Linked DNA regions of Mus musculus: region 1 is linked to region 2. Evidence: chromatin contacts called from ENCODE Hi-C or POLR2A ChIA-PET data. All regions are on one chromosome and are shown on one strand. Each heading gives the region's core, a stretch centred on a gene start or an enhancer-like site at or near the end of the contact. The rest is flanking DNA. Distances are from core to core; before and after follow the strand shown.

The links. Hi-C counts contacts between places; a loop is a spot of excess contacts on that map. ChIA-PET counts read pairs that join two places held with the same protein, here RNA polymerase II (POLR2A).
Region 1: a loop to region 2 is called in a map of Patski, with 2.8 times the contacts of the local background. The contact joins the promoter of Cdc7 here to the promoter of Hfm1 in region 2. A Hi-C loop is called at or near these places in 2 of 37 maps with a recorded cell type or tissue (Patski and v-Abl transformed pro-B cells). POLR2A ChIA-PET finds 5 or more read pairs at or near these places in 3 of 5 experiments (Patski and embryonic stem cell).

What each region holds. Positions count from the first base shown.
Region 1 is chr5:106,962,599-106,968,382 of GRCm38, forward strand. Cdc7 (cell division cycle 7 (S. cerevisiae)) reads left to right here and starts at 1,724. Exons shown (of 12, transcript NM_009863.3): 1 at 1,724-1,827; 2 at 2,335-2,516. The coding sequence starts at 2,420.
Region 2 is chr5:106,921,991-106,927,850 of GRCm38, forward strand. Hfm1 (HFM1, ATP-dependent DNA helicase homolog) reads right to left here and starts at 3,900. Exons shown (of 40, transcript NM_177873.3): 1 at 3,779-3,900; 2 at 2,841-2,942; 3 at 823-920. The coding sequence starts at 893.

The sequences.
Region 1 (5,784 bases), core at 474-2,973, 38 kb after region 2:
TCTTAAACGCTAAACCATGTCTTCAGCCCTGCAGCCATGCTTTTAACAAGGACAAGGGTATGGTGGCTAATCTTGGTTCTCAGCTTAGCTGCATCTGGAATGAACTGAAACTCAAGCATGTGGGTCTTCCTATGAGGGACTTTTCTAGGTTTGTTTGTTTGAGGTGGGAGATCCACTGTAAATCCCGATCATCTGAGATGAGAAGGTCCACCGTGAATCTAGACCACCACTGCTGCTGGCAGCCCACACAGTCGGAAGTAAGAGAAGGAAGCTTTGCTCTTTGCCTGCTCCCCTTGCTCTCACTGGCAAGTCCATTTACCCTGATGCTGAGCTGTCATTGGTGTTGGAACCACTCCTTTGGAAGCAAACTGAAGGTCAGAAGCTCTCTAGGAATTCCCTGGGACACCAGCAGCAGATTGGAACTACTGAGACATCCAGCAAAGATACCAGATTCTTTGCCTTTCCATTGTTGGACAACCTGGACCACAGCATGCATGCCACTCTGATAAATAGCACATACACATATATACACATTCACATAAATACATACATTCACACATCTGCATACTCATTCTGTCAATTCTGTTCCTTAAAGAACCCTGACTAATAAAATCAGCATAGAGTTTTGTCATATTTTCTCCATCTGTGCCTTGTGGAAGATTATGAGGTAAATGTATTTTTCATGGGCAAAAGGTAAATTGGGGCTTTCTTGTAAAAAAAAGAACTATCAGAAAACACTACTTATAATTCTTCACTATTAATGCTAAAGTAAAAAAAATATTTGTGGTCTTTCACTGTGTTAACTAATCTAATGAATGGTAATAATACTAACTCCTTAGAAATTCTTTTACTATGTATGTATTTACACACATACACACACCTGTATACCATGTAAACAGATTGTAGCATGAAAATCACAGTTATGATATTCCAGGAGCTAGTAAAAATTATTGATTGAATAAACATGCCTATAGCTGGACACTCTCTCTGGTCTGGGCTAGGCTGCTCTAGTGGAGGTGGACTGTCGTCTAAGAATGTCAGAGCTGGGGTTGTCAAGTTCTGGCTATGGCATGACTCTCGATAGTGGGGTTACCTGAACAAGAGGGGCCAAAATTCCAGCATTGATGGGGTAGGGAATTTCCTGGCCCAGTCCCTTACTGAGGCCCTGGCAGAGCGTAGTTGCCAGGCCAGGAGGGATCATTCTTTTTGGAGATGCAACCGGTGTTAAGAGTCCGATGCATAATCCAGTGGATCACTCCACACCCACGCAATATAGACTTAGTGGGTTACTAAAAGACGCGAAATTGGGATAGCTTTTTGACTGCCTTATTCACCACCGTTATTCGCTCAGTCCCTAAAAACTGGTTTATATCACAACTAAATAAATGATCAACATACATTGCAGCTGGTCTCTACTATAAGATCCTCAAGAACCAGTGGTTAAACTTTTTGTTTTTCGTTGAGAAAAGTAAAACCGGACTCAACCAAGTGCCTTTTACCCGAGAAGTGTCCAGCGTGTTGAGACCACAGTGTGAGGCCGAGAGAGAACGCTAAGGACCGGGCGACGGGACGAGGAATCCCGGGCGCCTTTTTAGTCCTGGGGCTCGCTAACTCAGCAAAGGACCACCGAGCCCTCTCTGCTGCACTCTTCCTTTCCGACCGCCCCGCCTTGAAAAACCACGCCTCTTGCGCAGGCGCCGAGGGCTTCGGAATGCGCATGAGCAATTCAAAGCAGCGCGGGAAGAATCGCGCATGCGCGCCTGGCGGCCCGGCTCAGTGGGACGCTCCTGAGGGAAGCGACCGCGGACGTCCTAACTTCTGTGAACCGTGAGTTTCTGACAGTTTTCCCCCCTGCCGTGGACGGTGAGGGACCGGGGACGAGTTCTTGATCGTGACTTAGGTCGTGTCGCCCTGCGGGCATCCCGCGGCGGGAAGAGGTGCGCCTGCGCACTGAGCTTCCCGTTGGCACTGGCGGACAGTCCGCCCTACGCACTCGCCCAGGGCGGCCCATTCATTCATTTATCCTTCTGTTGGCACCCTGCTGCCCTCGGTCGGCTCCAGTCGAGTGGAGTGTCACGCCCTGGCGAGCGACTTCCTCCCGGGCAAACCGCAGTCCTTCCCCGCAGCCTCCCGGGGATCCCTAGCCGGCTGCAGCCCGCTCCACCTGTCCCCCGCGGGAGTGCTCGCCGCAGGCCAGTGGCAGCGACGCCGCTCCGGCTGGGATTTGGACATATGGTGCGGGTTTTAGTGCTACCTCCTGAAGGGCAGGTGGTTTGGTGCGTGCCTGCTTGGGTGAGCTACTTCGCCCTTCTCACCGTGTTGTGATTTTCACAGCTGCTGCTCTCGCCTGTGCACATGACCCCGTAGCCCGCTCTTTGCATCCCAGTCGTGCGTAGTGGAAGCCTCTTTGGGGACTCAGATGGAGGAGCCAATGGCGTTTTCTTCCCTTCGTGGCAGTGACAGGTGTCCGGCTGATGACTCTTTAAAAAAATATGAGCAGAGTGTTAAACTTTCAGGTATGTGCTCAATGCCACGGTCACACGGTTCTGAAGTCGCACGGGCAGCCAGTCTGCATCTTCTAATTCGAGGAAAGGGGAAAAAAGAAATGTAATTAAATTACACTCCCAGAAATAAACAGAAAAACCACACACACACCTGACTAGTAAACTGAGTTGTATGTTTAAATTTCACATGTCAACATAATATCATGAAGTCTAGATTTAGGATTGGATCGCGTTTTAAGAGGTGTGGAATCCAGTTTTCATTTTAGAGGACGTCGGTTGGGTCCAAATATTAGTGGCTTTTTAGGAAAGCATGTTTGTTGACACCTGACTTTTTTCTTCCACACCCACTGTAGCCTTACTGTGTAAAGTTTGGTTTTAGGAATTGGTGGGGAAGGGATTAAGGATTCATAAACAAAATTCACAGGCAGAAACAAGTGGAATGTTTGTAACGGATACTTTTTTCTTCGTAAAGTGGAATGTAGCTCAGCCGCAGACTCTAGTTTTAGAAGGTGGCTGAAAAGTCCCATATTGTGTACTTTCAGCAGGACATAGAGGTAAACGTCTGTAAACCCAAGGGGAGGTGGAGATCAGGAGTTCAACCCTGCCTCAGCCCCACCCCAAGAAACACTGTGCACAGTGCCCATGTGGTAGTGTTCACTTAACATACATGTTTGTAAACAAAATTCCAGTTGACTGTATTCTTTCCTAAAAGCTAGCCATCTTTGTCCTAAGAAAATTTAGACTTATCCAAAAAGATACTAATTTTGACTTTTAATTTATGATACACAATTTATATACCCCCCCCCAAAAGCTTTAACCCCATTTAAAAAAGCATAACATCACATATTTTTGAATTCTGGCTAAAACCAAACTGTCCGTTGTTGTTAGAACAATGGTCCTCTTCCTGGTGATGAACAACACAGTTACTTCAGAACTTAAAAACTTGGGAGTCCCCTTCTCCCTTCCCCGTGCTCCCCCTGGGTGCAGTCCTCCCACTCTCCGGCTTGTTTGCGCTGTATATGCTGCTGCTGCTTGTCCTGGTTGGTGTCCTCCTATGCCGTTAGATTCATCTCGAAACACTGCTGTTACCTAGTTTTCCTTTTTAATTTTTAAAAAACAATAGCCTGTTTTTCAGTATGGCTTTTCTTTTTAATTAGCAAGTACACATACAGTGCAGACATTCAGTTTTCCATATTCAGTTTGACTTCTGGTGCACATTGTTTATTAATTAAAGGGGTCACACATGCATGAATTTGATCTAGTTCTAGAATTATTTTCAGGGGAATTCTCCTTTTTTAATATCTTGAAAATCTGGTGGACTAATAGGGTGAACTTTATTTGAAAGGTTTTGTAACTTTTATGGTATGCAGCATAGGACATTGCAAATGGTTCCCATAATAATTTTTTAAAGCATGCTGAACTCTTATCCATGGGATTCTTTAATGTGATTTTTAAAAAATATATCTATTTATTTTATGTATATGAGTACACTGTTGCTGTCTTCAGACACACCAGAAGAGGGCATCGATGCCATTACAAGATGTTTGTTAGCCACCATGTGGTTTCTGGGAACTGAACTTGGGACCTCTGGAAGAGCAGTCAGTGCTCTTAGCAGCTGAGCCATCTCTCCAGCCCCTAATGTGACTCGCTGTGTTAGAAACATAACTTCAGTAAAGACTAACACTGATGAGGCCTGGACATACAGTATATCAGATCGTGAAGCCATTGTGTAATTAGGCTTTATCTAACTCCTTATTGAAGTTTTGCTGCTGTTGTTAGTTTTGGTGGGGGTTTTGGAACATTTTGTCTATCTTTGTATATGTAGAACCAAAGAGGATTCAGCACACAATAGGGGCTTGATATAAATAAATAATATAAAGTAAATACTTGGTGTAGCAGGTGAATAGCAAAGCCCTTTGTTTAGTAGTATTGTTGACTCATGTTTATTGAAGAAAATTTGGGAAATTTTGAAAGCCAAAGTATTTTCCACTGTTTAGTGTCACAGGATTTTCCCTGTCAATTGGACATTACATTAAAATGGTATTGTGTATGTGTGTATATGTCTGTGTTTATGTCTGTGTGCGTCTGTATTTATGTCTGTGTGTGTTTGTGTTTATGTTTGTGTATTTGTCTGTGGTGTGTGTATGTGTGTCTGTCTGTGTGTGTGTGGGTGTGACTCTGTGTCTATATAAATAGAACACACACACGCATATACATTCATGTAGAGGCCAGAGGACAGTCTTGTGTATCATTCCTCAGGTACTCCTCACCTTTCTGTCTTTTTGGCCTAGAGCTCACCCGTTTAGCTAAGCTGGCTGGCAAGTGTGTCCCAGAGATCTTTCTGTCCGCTGCTGGGGCACTGGGATCACTGTGTGCCACCATGCCTGGCTTTTTTACATGGGTTTTGGGATCGGTCTCAGGTCCTCGTGCTTTCAGGGCAAGCATTTAACAACAGAGCCATCTTCCCGGCCCTAGGATACATATTTTAAAAACTAACTTGGGATCCTAATCAACTTAGTTCTAATGTCTCCCTCAGCAGTAGGAGTTAGATTCAGAGTTTTGTATTGTTCGGCAAGTACCCCACCACTGAGCAACACCCCCAGCTTCTCTGATCTGTGGTTTGTATTGTTGGACAAGTACCCCACCACTGAGCAATACCCCAGCTTCTCTGATCTGTGGTTTGTATTGTTGGGCAAGTACCCCACCACTGAGCAATACCCCCAGCTTCTCTGATCTGTGGTTTGCTTGGTATACTGTCTTGAAAATTTCTTGTGTACTTAACTGCTCTACAGCTCAATTTGAATTCCATTGCTTAATACCTGAAGATTCTTCTGTGGTTCTTGAATCAGTAGTTTATTAGATTTTATGTTACTGCCTCCACTTATTTTAGCTATGCATACTTTTATATTTATTTAGAATTAGTGGTTTTTCTGGGGTTTGAGATAGAGTATGCTGTTAACTTTGGGAATATATTAAATGACTTTTCCCCACAATTTAGAGAACCTTAGAAGACTTGTTCTGAGGATAGACTGACCATTCTGTGTGTAAAACTTTCCCAGCCTGTGGGATTTCTGTCTCTGCTAAAGGGAGTTGATTTCAGGATTATCGAACGGTGCCCTGAGTATGCCATCTAGTGATCACAGCACCACCTGTCTCACCCAGCTTTAGTCCTTTTTGCTTTAAACTTAGCATTTTCATCTTAAAGGCCAGATATATACTGACTGTATCTTAGTGTGTACCTTTAGTACAGTACACAGTTTCCATGTTTAATTTTTCTGGC
Region 2 (5,860 bases), core at 2,650-5,149:
TTTATTTATTTATTTATTTATTTACAGTGTAAGTACACTGTAGCTGTCTTCAGACGCACCAAAAGAGGGTGTGAGAGATCATTACAGATGTTACAGATGGTTGTGAGCCACCATGTGGTTGCTGGGATTTGAACTCAGGACCTTCAGAAGAGCAATCAGTGCTCTTGCTCGCTGAGCCATCTCACCAGGCCCTAGTCAACATTATTAATGGCCTATTCACACGTGTGTATTCAATCTTGACCATGGCTTTAATAGTTGAAGTAAAAGGGCTTTTCAGTCTTTTTTTTTTTATCCTTTTCAGTGCCCAAACAATATTTTATATTTGAATGAATAAAAAAAAATTAAATGTTTTAACAAGGCAAAAAACATAGAAAATTTAGAAGAGAGAAATCCACACATGAGAAACATCTGACTGACTTGCACTCCCTGCTGCTGTGGCCTTTGGCATTAATCTTCATTTCTACTTCTGCTTCCTACCTGCACTGAGCTCGTCATCACACCTAGCCTCCAGCACAGCACTGGTCCACTCTGTCTCCCTTCTCAGCCTGAGCTATTCGATCATTACTTCTAGTATTTATCTTGGCCTTAATCCAACAAATCAGGTATGGAAGCAAATAAAACAAAATCTGTCTTCAAACTATAACATTTTAAATAATAAACTTCAGTTACTCCATTACGTCTGAATTCTATGTTTTCTGAACATAAAACTGAAATATCAATCTGTTCACTTTTTATTTATTTTAGGTTATCAGAGGGAACAATTAAAGGTCCTTAGAATTATAAAACTGAAAGTGGTGCATTAGATAGGTAAGGCATACTTACTTTTCAGTTTCATCTGGGCTACTGAAAAACAAATTATCCATGGAAAAGAAGCAATCGTCTGACTTTGGCATTGTTGAAAAACAGACCTTGTCTGAAATCTATAATACAAAAAAGGTGGTTTATATTTGTTTACAGGTATCTAAAATATAATTTCTAGAAAAGTGTATCAAAATCACTAATTTTCCAGAATGCTTTCTTAAGTATAGTCACAGACAATTCTTTGAACTCTGTCTTCTGTAAATGTCTAAATGCTTTAGCAATGGAGTGTACTCTTCTCTGTTCATTCCTGTGTTCCCCACAGGTCTTTCTCTTAAAATTGTACCAAAGCTTAGAACATACTTCTCTTCCTCACCTAGCAAATTCTACTCCATCCTTCATCCTGCAATGTGTGGATCACCATGGTTAAAAGCATACCTTGCTCTTTTTTCATTTCAATTATCCAACCCCACTGCACATCAAAATATATCTTATTTTTCTAAATTCTAAAGCATAATGAAGTGTTCTCTAGGCCAAAGAATGAAATTAGATGGACAAACCATAAAACACAAACATTTCCATTTCTTATATGATAGATGATACACTGCAAACTTGTCCTCAGAACAGAAACTAAAAGTTTAACAATTACAAGAGCACCATCTCATGGCAACAAGCCCATTACCAAGTTAGAATATGTCACCAGTATTAGAGACTTCTCTAATAAAGACAAAAAACACATGCAGGAGTGATCTGGGTAGGAAGGCTACAACGAGAGTACCTCTTGATAAACGCACAGGAGAGAGGCTAAATCCTGCATCCACTTCAGAGTGCTTCTTATAAACCAGAATATTGTGGGTTTTCACTGTTTTAGTTATTTGGTCTACCACCCCATATTTATTTATCTTTCTCTTCTCAATGTCTTTCCTTCTTAATTTCCCAGTCTCCCCTCCATGAGCACCCCACTCCATCCCTCCTCCTCTCAGCCTCTGTGAGTGAGCTCTCCCACCCAGCCACCCAATCCCACTCCTTCTCTAGGGAATCAAGCCTCCACAGGACCGGTGCCTCCCCTCCCACTGATACCTGACAAGATAGTCTCTGATACATATGGAGCAGGGCCACAGACCAGCCCATGCATGCTCTTTGGTTGGTGGCTTAGTCCCTGGGGCTCTGAGGGAGTCTGGTTAGTTGGTACTGTTGTTCTCACTTTCTTAACCATCCAGTCACCAACAAAAAGAAACAGCAAAAACTAAAACAAGTAAATATAGTTTATAAATGTGTAAAACAATTTGACTACTGATAAACAGAAGCCATAAAAAGTAGGGCAGAAAGTAAAAGGGAATCAATCAGAAATACACTAGCAGATCTTTACATCTATTTATGCAAACAATTTCAGAATTTGAAAACAGTTATGTGGGAGGGGGAGCTGTAGAAATGGCTCAGAGGTTTAGAGCACTGACTGCTCTTCCAGAGGACCTGAGTTCAATTCCCATCAACCACATAGTGGCTCACAACCATCTGTAATGGGATCCGATGCCCTCTTCTGGTGTGTCTGAAGACAGCTACAGTGTACTCATATACATAAAATAAATAAATAAATAATTTTTTAAAACAAGGAAACAGTAATCAACATTGTACGTGTTGTCCAAGAAGTTGTAAAATGTTTCCTGTCTAGATTCAGAACTATATTTTAATCAACAAAAGGTTAATAAAGTAAAAGGCATCAAACCATGTTTCTAGAGCTCTGCTACCTCAGAATGTAAATGATTTTAATACTAACATGTCTGATCTAATTTTTCATTCTAAAAGAAAGTGAAACAAATTAAAACTAATTTTAAATGTTACCCTGTACAAAAAGACCTCCCATGCACACAGTAGCAAGAACATTTTTCTGGTTTTAGTATAATAGTCGGTATAACTTTAGTTCAGAATAAAAACATCACATATATATTTTAATTCTGATGTACTCCAATGGGGGGAAAACTCTTTATCCAAAATTGTGCATCTCTCCATCTTGTATTCTTAGCTTTTTAAAAAACACTCACCTGTAATTGTTACTGTGTGTTTAGTTTATCTTTCTCCCTAGAAAGCAAAAAAGGGATGTTTGTTTCTTCTTCTTAATGTGCTTCAATAACCTGGAACAGTTCCTGGCATAGAGAAGATAACCCATAAAAATTCATTTTGGAATGAGTGCACTAGCAATCAATTTATAAAATAATTCTAAATAAAGCAATTTTAGTCAACTGATTTCCCTCAGTTAAGTTTGAATTTTTTATTTTTCTAGCTGGACTCTAAAAGATGGTGAATTTGGAATTTTCATGATGTAAATAAATACTTTTAAAAAACCATCCCTAAAATAAACGTTACATTTTGATGTAAGGTGATAACTTTTTAATTAAAGTTTTAAGTTTAGATATTCTAAATTTGTCTCAAAGTTCTTATTTCAGAGCCTCGCATAGTGGTACAAGCTTATAGTTCAGCCCTGGAAAGGTGGAGGCAGGAGGATCAATTTAAGGCCAGTCTCAGCCAAGGTCAGCTTGGGCTACATACACACACACACACACACACACACACACACACACACACACACACACAAAACAGGTCTCACCGTGTAATACAGAAATATAGTGCAAAATTCTGTAAGTGATATCGCCCCAAGTATTTTTAGAGTCCACACTGCGACCTGTTTTGTATGGCTTGTGGCTTGTAGAAGTAACACACACCTTTCTGTATTTCTGACAACCTTAGTATCTTATTCTCTATGATCTTTTACTTGTTGTATAAAAGTACTGGACAGCGGTTTCCTTATAATTTTTGCAACTGAAAACATACTTAAAGGCGAGTGGCTCCCAACAGCAACCCCAACAGTTGGGAGGTGGAAGATGAAGCTAGGCAGGGATAGCCTAGGCTACAGAGTGGGGACCTGTCTCAAACAAACTAGTACTTATGTCAGAAGCGCAGACGTCCACGCATAACAACCAACCCGTCAGAAATCATCCGCCGGTGCAGAGACCCAGGCCCAGCGACCACGCACCACAACTGAGCGCGAGGGGAGGACAGCGGACTAGAGAACAGACCGGCCCGGCGCGCTCCGGGCGGGAGGCTGAGGCGACGCGCATGCGCGCCTTCCCCGCCGCACCTCCGACCCCCGCACCGCACGGTGCGCCTCAGGCCTCAGGCCGCGCTCCCTGACGGGAATGTGTGGGAGACGCCCGCTCGCTCGCTCGCTCGCCCGCTGAGGGCGCCCGGCTGCCCGGCCCGGTGGTCCATACCCCACGCATCCCCTCCCCATCCCTCGCACTTCCCTCCCCGTCACGCGCCTCCTTCCCCACCTCCTCCCTCCCCGCACGCGCTTCCCTACCCACCCACCCTACCTCCCTCCTCTCCCCGGCCCCGCCACTGCTCGCTCACCGAGCCCCCCACGCGCCCACGCGAGGCGCGCGCGTCCCGCCCAGGCCACAGCCACCTGCCGGGGGGAGGGGGGCTGAGTCGAGCGCCGATTTACCGACCCTTCGAACGCCCCCCAAGCCCGGCTTAGTCAAACGCCTAAGAATGGATCGGCAACCCCCAGTCCCCTTCCCAGCCCAACTGTTTCCTTCAGAGATGTGTGGTTGGTTTTGATGGGCGCACCGCTAATCATTAAATAAATATCTTACCTTGGGGGTCCTCTACTGCCAGGCATTAGCTAGGCCGCAGCCCTGGAACCTCCATTTTCTTCCTACCTAAGTGTCTAATTTAAAATGGCACCCATTAGGTCACTGTTGAGCTACAAGACTGAGTTTAAACATTCTATCCAGAGAGGTCAGGAAATACATCTGATGTAAATATTTGATACCAAATATCAATTATTTATTTCCAGAGCGTGCCTATGCCTGGCCCCCAGCTCTTCTTTCTACACTCTATTTCCCTTAAGCAGACATTGACATTGTGTTTCGTTGTTTAACAGTACGATTAGAAAAAGTGTATGTTTAAAAACTTCAAGCAGATCTCTGCTGTATTTGAAGCATCTATTGTTAATTAGCGTGTATATATTTAAAAAAACACATACAAAGTGCTTTTTTTTTTCTATTGACTTAACGCGCAAGTGGCAGCTTTGCCCACCATACAAGTCATCTGCGCAGATCGCATAAAACACAGCAGCCTCTGAGCAATTCTGAGGCTTGTTAATGTTTTATTTCCCACAAGTGAGCACCCAAGCCACGATAGGCTCTGAATTTTCCCTTCCACAGAGCTTGCTGGGCACACCACAGGTCCTGGCTTCTTGGCCTCTGAGAGAACTAAGCTCTGCTGCTGGGAAGTCTCGCTCCTACACGTGCTCACCTCTGTACTCAGAGCAGAGGCAGAGCTGAATAACCCCTTCAAACCACAAAACTAATGTTTAGGTCTCACTTATAAACAGCTCCCTTCTGGCAAATTTTACATCCTAATTTCTAGGTTCTGAAATAGAGTAAAATCTTAAGCCAAGGAACTAATTTGAACTTGTTTATTATACTGTGAGTTCTATAATAGTTAATTTTCTTAAGATTTAAAAATTAGGACCTGGAGAGATGGCTCCGTAGTTAGGAGCACTAACTGCTCTTCCAGAGAGCCTGTTTGATTCCCAGCACCCCTGGGATGGCTCACAACTGTCTGTGGCTCCACTTCAAGAGAATCCTGTGCCCTTTTCTGACCTCTGCACACGATGCACAGATGTAGGCAGAAAGCCCATGCACATAAAATAATAAAAGGAAAGAGTAGACCTGGGCAGAGCCAGGGGATCCGCATTACCCATCTGCTCCTCTTGCTGCTTCCCTGGAGCAAAACTCAGCAGGTAATACCTTCCATTTTGGGTGAGTCATGCTATAAGGACAATTAGCACAGGGAAATAGGAAAGCTAGGGGGCTTAAGGCTTAAAGAATATTTAAAAACACAGGGTGGGGGAAGGAGATCTAGCAGTCTATAATGCAGAGAAGAAAAGGCTCCTTTCCCATCTTTAAGGGACTCTTGAGCAGTATAAATTATTCTTTGGCTGTGCTTTCATACGCATAGTTTCAGCAGGCAGATGCAGAGTCAGGGTCAAAACCTC